Regions from separate parts of the Homo sapiens genome. Here region 1 is linked to region 2. A link is an interaction called in ENCODE POLR2A ChIA-PET data of the cell type or tissue named here. Cell type or tissue: Panc1. All regions are shown on one strand. Each heading gives the region's core, and the rest is flanking DNA. Links, peaks and the distances in the headings are about the cores only.

Evidence for each region. Peaks named below come from ENCODE experiments on the same cell type or tissue, not always from the same donor. Only the 100,000 strongest peaks of a DNase experiment are listed, where the experiment ranks them.
Region 1: POLR2A ChIA-PET joins it to region 2 with 10 read pairs; 2 of 35 experiments call an interaction of 5 or more read pairs at or near these places.

Annotation. Positions count from the first base shown.
Region 1 is chr4:185,898,658-185,901,579 of GRCh38, reverse strand. It overlaps a transcript of SORBS2 not described here. Among named protein-coding and RNA genes, the nearest start is that of SORBS2, 88 kb to the right of the region's middle. In Panc1, for the core only: no CTCF peak of the experiment used is centred there; a DNase peak (open chromatin) is centred at 1,311.
Region 2 is chr4:185,659,430-185,662,351 of GRCh38, reverse strand. It overlaps SORBS2 (sorbin and SH3 domain containing 2), which reads left to right. Exons shown (of 27, transcript NM_001395207.1): 8 at 110-248. Among named protein-coding and RNA genes, the nearest start is that of SORBS2-AS1, 73 kb to the right of the region's middle. In Panc1, for the core only: no CTCF peak of the experiment used is centred there; no DNase peak of the experiment used is centred there.

The DNA of each region.
Region 1 (2,922 bases), core at 307-2,806, 240 kb before region 2:
ATAACCCCCAAACAGCCCCTTGATATTTTTAAAATATTTCTGCCATAAGTTTATTTTATTATAAATTTTCCTCTTCGGCCAGGCGTGGTAGCTCACACCTGTAATCTCAGCACCTTAGGAGGCCGAGGCGGGCGCATCACCTGAGGTTGGGAGTTTGAGATTAGCCTGACCACCATGGAGAAACCCCGTTTCTACTAAAAATACAAAAAATTAGCCGACCGTGGTGGCACATGCCTGTAATCCCAGCCACTCATGAGGCTGAGGCAGGAGATCGCTTGAACCCAGGAGGTAGAGGTTTCGGTGAGCCGAGATTGTGCCATTGCACTCCAGCCTGGGCAACAAGAGTGAAACTCCATCTCAATTAAAAAAAAAAAATTCTTCTTCAACATTTTGGGTAAGGCAAGGAGAAAAATCAAATTTGGAAACATAGTCTACACAGTATATGTATTCCGAAAAGATAGATATAAATTGAATTTTGTAAATGGCATCATAATTTAAAACTGACTAACAAAATACTGGTGCTAATTCTTTAGGAAAAGAAATAAATGCAACCTAGTTTATCTACCTTGTTTCATGCAATTGAGATTGCAAATGTTAGATATGTGCAAAATGAGGTCAGTCTTTACACAGAAAGAGATAGCTGTCCATAAACAATGTTTTAGACAACTTGATAATTGCACTGCCTTTTGGACTATCCTTGGGCTGTAGATTAAAAGCAGTCTGTAGTTTTAGTGACTGAATCAGATTCTTGGTCTGAAATATAATTCTCTCTGTCTCTCTCTCTCTCTGTTTCCCTGTCTCCCTCTCCCTCCCTCTCTCTCTCCCACTCATACGTACAAATACACAAAGTATTTCAGTAAATTGTAGGCAGTTTCTTCCAACTCATCTAATCACACATTTTGCAAATAGAAAAATATTGGGTATGTAATTCACATTTGTCTTGGTATCACTGCCTTTGCTATATTTTTTGAATTTTTTTTCTCTCTCTATATAACCTGTTTTCATCTGTTCTTGGTTTTGTCCTAAATTATTTCACAATTAATGAGAAATGGGATTCTATCACTTTGCAAATAACCATCTCTATAACCTAGTAGTCTTCATTATTTTATGCATGGAATGTTTTTAGGTATGACTTACAGAGCTGGCTTCTTTGATCTTCATATAAATCCAAGTTGAGTTCTCTTTGATAAGAGAACTGGGACTTGTACTTGACTGGAGAAAGTCCCGTTGTTAACCTAAAGGCTGTGTGGTTCACTGCTGGGTGTCAGTATGGAACGGGTAGCTCTATTATTTCTCACAAGTTAGGATCTAGCCAATTTAATATTTTACTCTCAAGTATAGTAACTTATTTGTCCTATGTACTTCACTGCCTTTTTACTTATGAACGATTGTCTGCCTCTAAATTTCTTTTAGCTATCTTCTCCTTTCTTCCCCTTCTTCTTTTTATTTTTAGAGATGGGTTCTTACTATATTGCCTGAGCTGGAGTGCAGTGGCTATTCACAGGTGTGATCATAGCACACGACAATCTGAAACTCCTGGGCTCAGAGATCTTCCTTCCTCAGCCTCCTTAGTAGTTGAGACTACAGATGTGTGCCACCATGTGCAGCTGTCTCCTCCTTTCTAGTGCCGTTGCCTCTATCTTAGATCAACCCTTACCTGTTTTCCTCCAGGCTGTGGCCACAGCCTAACTCATTTTCATATTTCCAACTTTACCCCCTTCTAATAAGTCTTCCATGGCGTCCAGTATGGTAACCATTTGCTGAGTGCTTATGACTGTAAAGAACGTGCGAAGCCTGAAGGTATAATACTCGTTGGGCTCTACTGTAACACTTGGCTCCCCCAAACACAAGTCTACTTATTCAGATACAATTTGTTAAGGAGAGCTCTTTATTTTTCCAACTCTGGATATCAAGCCCTTGACTCAACTAGACAATCTTGGCTCTGGGAGTGCCTGGGCATGTTGCGTAGTTGGTTGTTAGGTGGGTTTAAACTCAGTGCTGAGTATGCCTGTCAGGGTCCCAGCCTCTGGGGAGGCTGAGGGGGGAGGATCGCTTAAACCCAGGAGGCTGCAGGGATCCATGATCACGCCACCGCATTCCACCCTGGGTGAAAGAGTGAGACCCTGTCTCTTAAAAAAAATAAAAATAAACTCGCTACTTCACAAAATGAAAAAGATTTTCGAGAACGACAGAATCTACACTCTAAAATAAAAAATATGTCCAAATCCCTGTGCACACTTAAACACAGAGAACGGGTCCTGATGACAGTCACCAATTCTTCGAGACCTTAACCATCTGACTAAGGAGTAGCCTCTGCCTGTCCCAGCTTGGATTATCCGCTGTGTGTCCCAAATGCTGTTATCTAGACCGGACCTGGTGCTTCTTACCTCCAGCCATTGCCTGTGAATGCTGGGAGGGGCTGTACCGGGCAGCACCATCTCTTTCTCCTGTGAGCACTCTGTCAGAGGCTGCCCTGATTCCTGTCTCCTTTGTTCCAGATCAGGCTGCTCTGAAAATTAGTATTGCCTCTGCACACTGTGATCATGGAAGAGATTTTAGGTTCCTTGCTTGAAGTATGAGCTTAAAAAAAAAAATCTCTCATTGAACCAAAGCATGATAGGTTTTGTGTAGTTCCATTAACATCCCCTAGGCAAGAGTGGATCAGGATGTTGCCATTAAACACGTCATCCACAATATCGTGTGGGTTATACTAGCATAATCGCCTTTTAGATTTATGCTCTGTGCACCTTTATTAAATCTCACCATGCCTTGGCCTCTACAGTGAAGCTCACGGTATCCAAATAACATTCTCTGCTTTTTCTAAAGATTTGGGTATTACCTCCTGCTAAACTGACGCCCTCTCCATACCACTCTGCATTTTATTTCTATTACTTCTTCAATTTTTTTCCCAGAGGTAAAGAC
Region 2 (2,922 bases), core at 242-2,741:
GCAGCTGATTACTCTCATGTGATTGGAAGTCTTTTATTATCACCTAATGGAATGATGTTTACAGGGAACTATGTGCTAATTTAACTCGATGCCTTTGCGCTTTTCTCAGAGCCAGATAACAGTGAATGGAAACTCAGGAGGTGCCGTGAGTCCCATGAGTTACTATCAGAGGCCGTTTTCCCCCTCGGCATATTCTCTCCCAGCCTCACTCAACTCCAGCATTGTCATGCAGCACGGCACATCCCTCGGTAAGTAATTTACTCACCGTGATTTCCATGGCAACCTCAATGCGGCAAGTACAACCACAGGAGAAAGATATGCGGCATCAAGGTGAGGCGGGAGCGCTCAGCACTCATGACCCTATCCCCAGGGAGAAACTGGGGCAGAGGACCCAACATGGGAGGAAATGGGCACCATGCTATTCCAAGACCATGTCTCCACCTGTGTCTGAGCCTGGTGTGGGCACTTAGATGTCTGAGGTGGTGGAGTAGAAAGAAAAAGAAAATGGCTACTTAGGGCAAGGGGGTTTGTGCCACTGGAGGACATGAATGCAGGTTTTCCACTAGGGCAGCTTGTTCGGACTTGGAAGAGCTTCCACCATGGACTATTTCCTGGGGTCTATATAAGGGAGAATCGTTTGACAGTTAAAACAGTGTAACAGGAGGACAGGCTGTCCCACATAGCAGGGACGCAGTCATCTACTGGCTCACACAAGGAGAAAACCACCATTCAAACCAAGGCTGGAAGACCTGCAGTCAGGGATATGGTAGCAGGAAGCCACACAAGAGAAACTTAAGTGTTCCCTTAAATGAAGGTTCTGTCATTGTATAGAGCAATCGTTCTCAACCCTCTGAGGACTAGGAATTCAGTGAAAGATAGAGCTCTCCTCCAGAAAACAAATGGACATACGGACGTTCATAAAAAATTGTAAGCAGATAATTTCCTGGGGCTCATGGACTTTTTGTGGCCTCCTGTGAAAGAAGCTTTGCTGTACAGTGATAGAAATGCTCTTACATGGTCAAGTATGTTCAGATAGTTCAGAAAATAATGTGATAAATACTTTTTTTTTTTTTTTCAAGATGGAGTCTCACTCTGTCGCCCAGGCTGGAGTGCAATGGGGCGATCTCGGCTCACTGCAACCTCTGCCTCCTGGGTTCCAGTGATGCTCCTGCCTCAGCCTCCTGAGTAGCTGGGATTACAGGTGCCCGCCACCGCACCCAGCTAATTTTGTATTTTTAGTACAGACAGGGGGTTTCACCATGTTGGCCAGGTTGGTCTCGAACTCCTGACCTCAGGTGATCCACCTGCCTCGACCTCCCTAAGTGCTGGGATTACAGGCATGAGCCACCGTGCCCGGCCCATAAATATTTCTTAGTTTGTAAAAATGTAACTTAAAAACCTAAAATATCAAAAAAAATACGAAATTGAACTATCATAGGAATTCAGGCTGTACAAGTTTCCATGATGTCGACTCACTAGGAAGCTTCTAGGACAGCAGGGAGCAGAGGGGAATTCTCAGGACAGCAGCACCATCCTGCACCTCCCAGAAAAGGAGAGGCCTGGTCCTCTGGCCACAGGGGCCAGCAACAGGGGGAAAGAAACTAAAACCCAGGACTTGAACCACCATGTCTTCTTTGACACAGACAGTGCACCTCCTTCCCCAGCACTGATTCAGTATTGAGAGGCTATGATGCTGTTCGTTTATTCAGGGATGTTTTATGTCACCATCCAGCATGTGCATGGTGGAACTCAGCTTCTGAGGTCAACCAAAGCTCTATAACTATAAAACTTTAAAGGTAGCCGCGGGACTTATTAAAGTCTAAATATATCTGTGCCTTCGCTGATGCTATGCCTGAGGATCATCTGTGAATCCTACAATGATGTCCTTTTAGAGTTAAGAAAGTAAAACTGGTTTATGCCGAAATTTTGCCCTTTAACAATCAGCCCATAGTGTGGTGTTATAATGGAAGTCCATTATATCTAGATTGTTTAAAATGGAACTATGCATTTACACACATATAAAGTAAAACTCGACAAATTATTCTAGCCACAGCTTTTTCCCAAATAATTATTAACAAAGCCTGACTCTGTCTCATTGCCTGTCTTAGTGAATGCAGTTTTGTCCCTATCCCCACCCAACAACAACAACAAAAATACTTGAATGTAGATAGGCTTTGATTTTAGAATATATTGATAAGTAGATTTTACATATAAAATATTCTGCATGGGAAGAAATTCCCAATGTAAACACTGAACAAATTCCAGCTGGCCAGTGCTGTGATAAGGTTTCGGAGGAATATGTACATCTACCTTGCCCTAGATGAATTTTACACTTAGTTTAGGACAAAAGATTGCTAAGATGACAGCTAGTGGACCATATATGAGAATAATAAAATAAAGGGTTAACTTATATTGCATAAGGTATGGGTTCATAGAATGTAATGGATCAGATGTGAAGGCAGAGTTGATTCTCCTTGCTTAGAGTAGGACTTTGCACATGCTGGTGTTCAAAAAACATTCGTCGCTAATAAAAATACTAGTATCATGGAGGCCCACTCAAGTCCTTTTTGGAATTAAATAGAAAGTCAATTAGTGTCAAATATCTCACCGTGTCTTAATAAGGACTAGCTTAGCCGGGCGCGGTGGCTCACGCCTGTAATCCCAGCACTTTGGAAGGCCGAGGCGGGTGGATCACGAGGTCAGGAGATCGAGGCCAGTCTGGCCAACATGGTGAAACCCCGTCTCTACTAAAAATACAAAAAAAAAAATTAGCTGGGCGTGATGGCGGGCACCTGTAGTCCCAGCTACTCGGGAGGCTGAGGCAGGAGAACGGCGTGAACCCAGGAGGTGGAGCTTGCAGTGAGCCGAGATCGCGCCACTGCACTCCAGCCTGGGTGACTGAGCAAGACTCCGTCTCAAAAA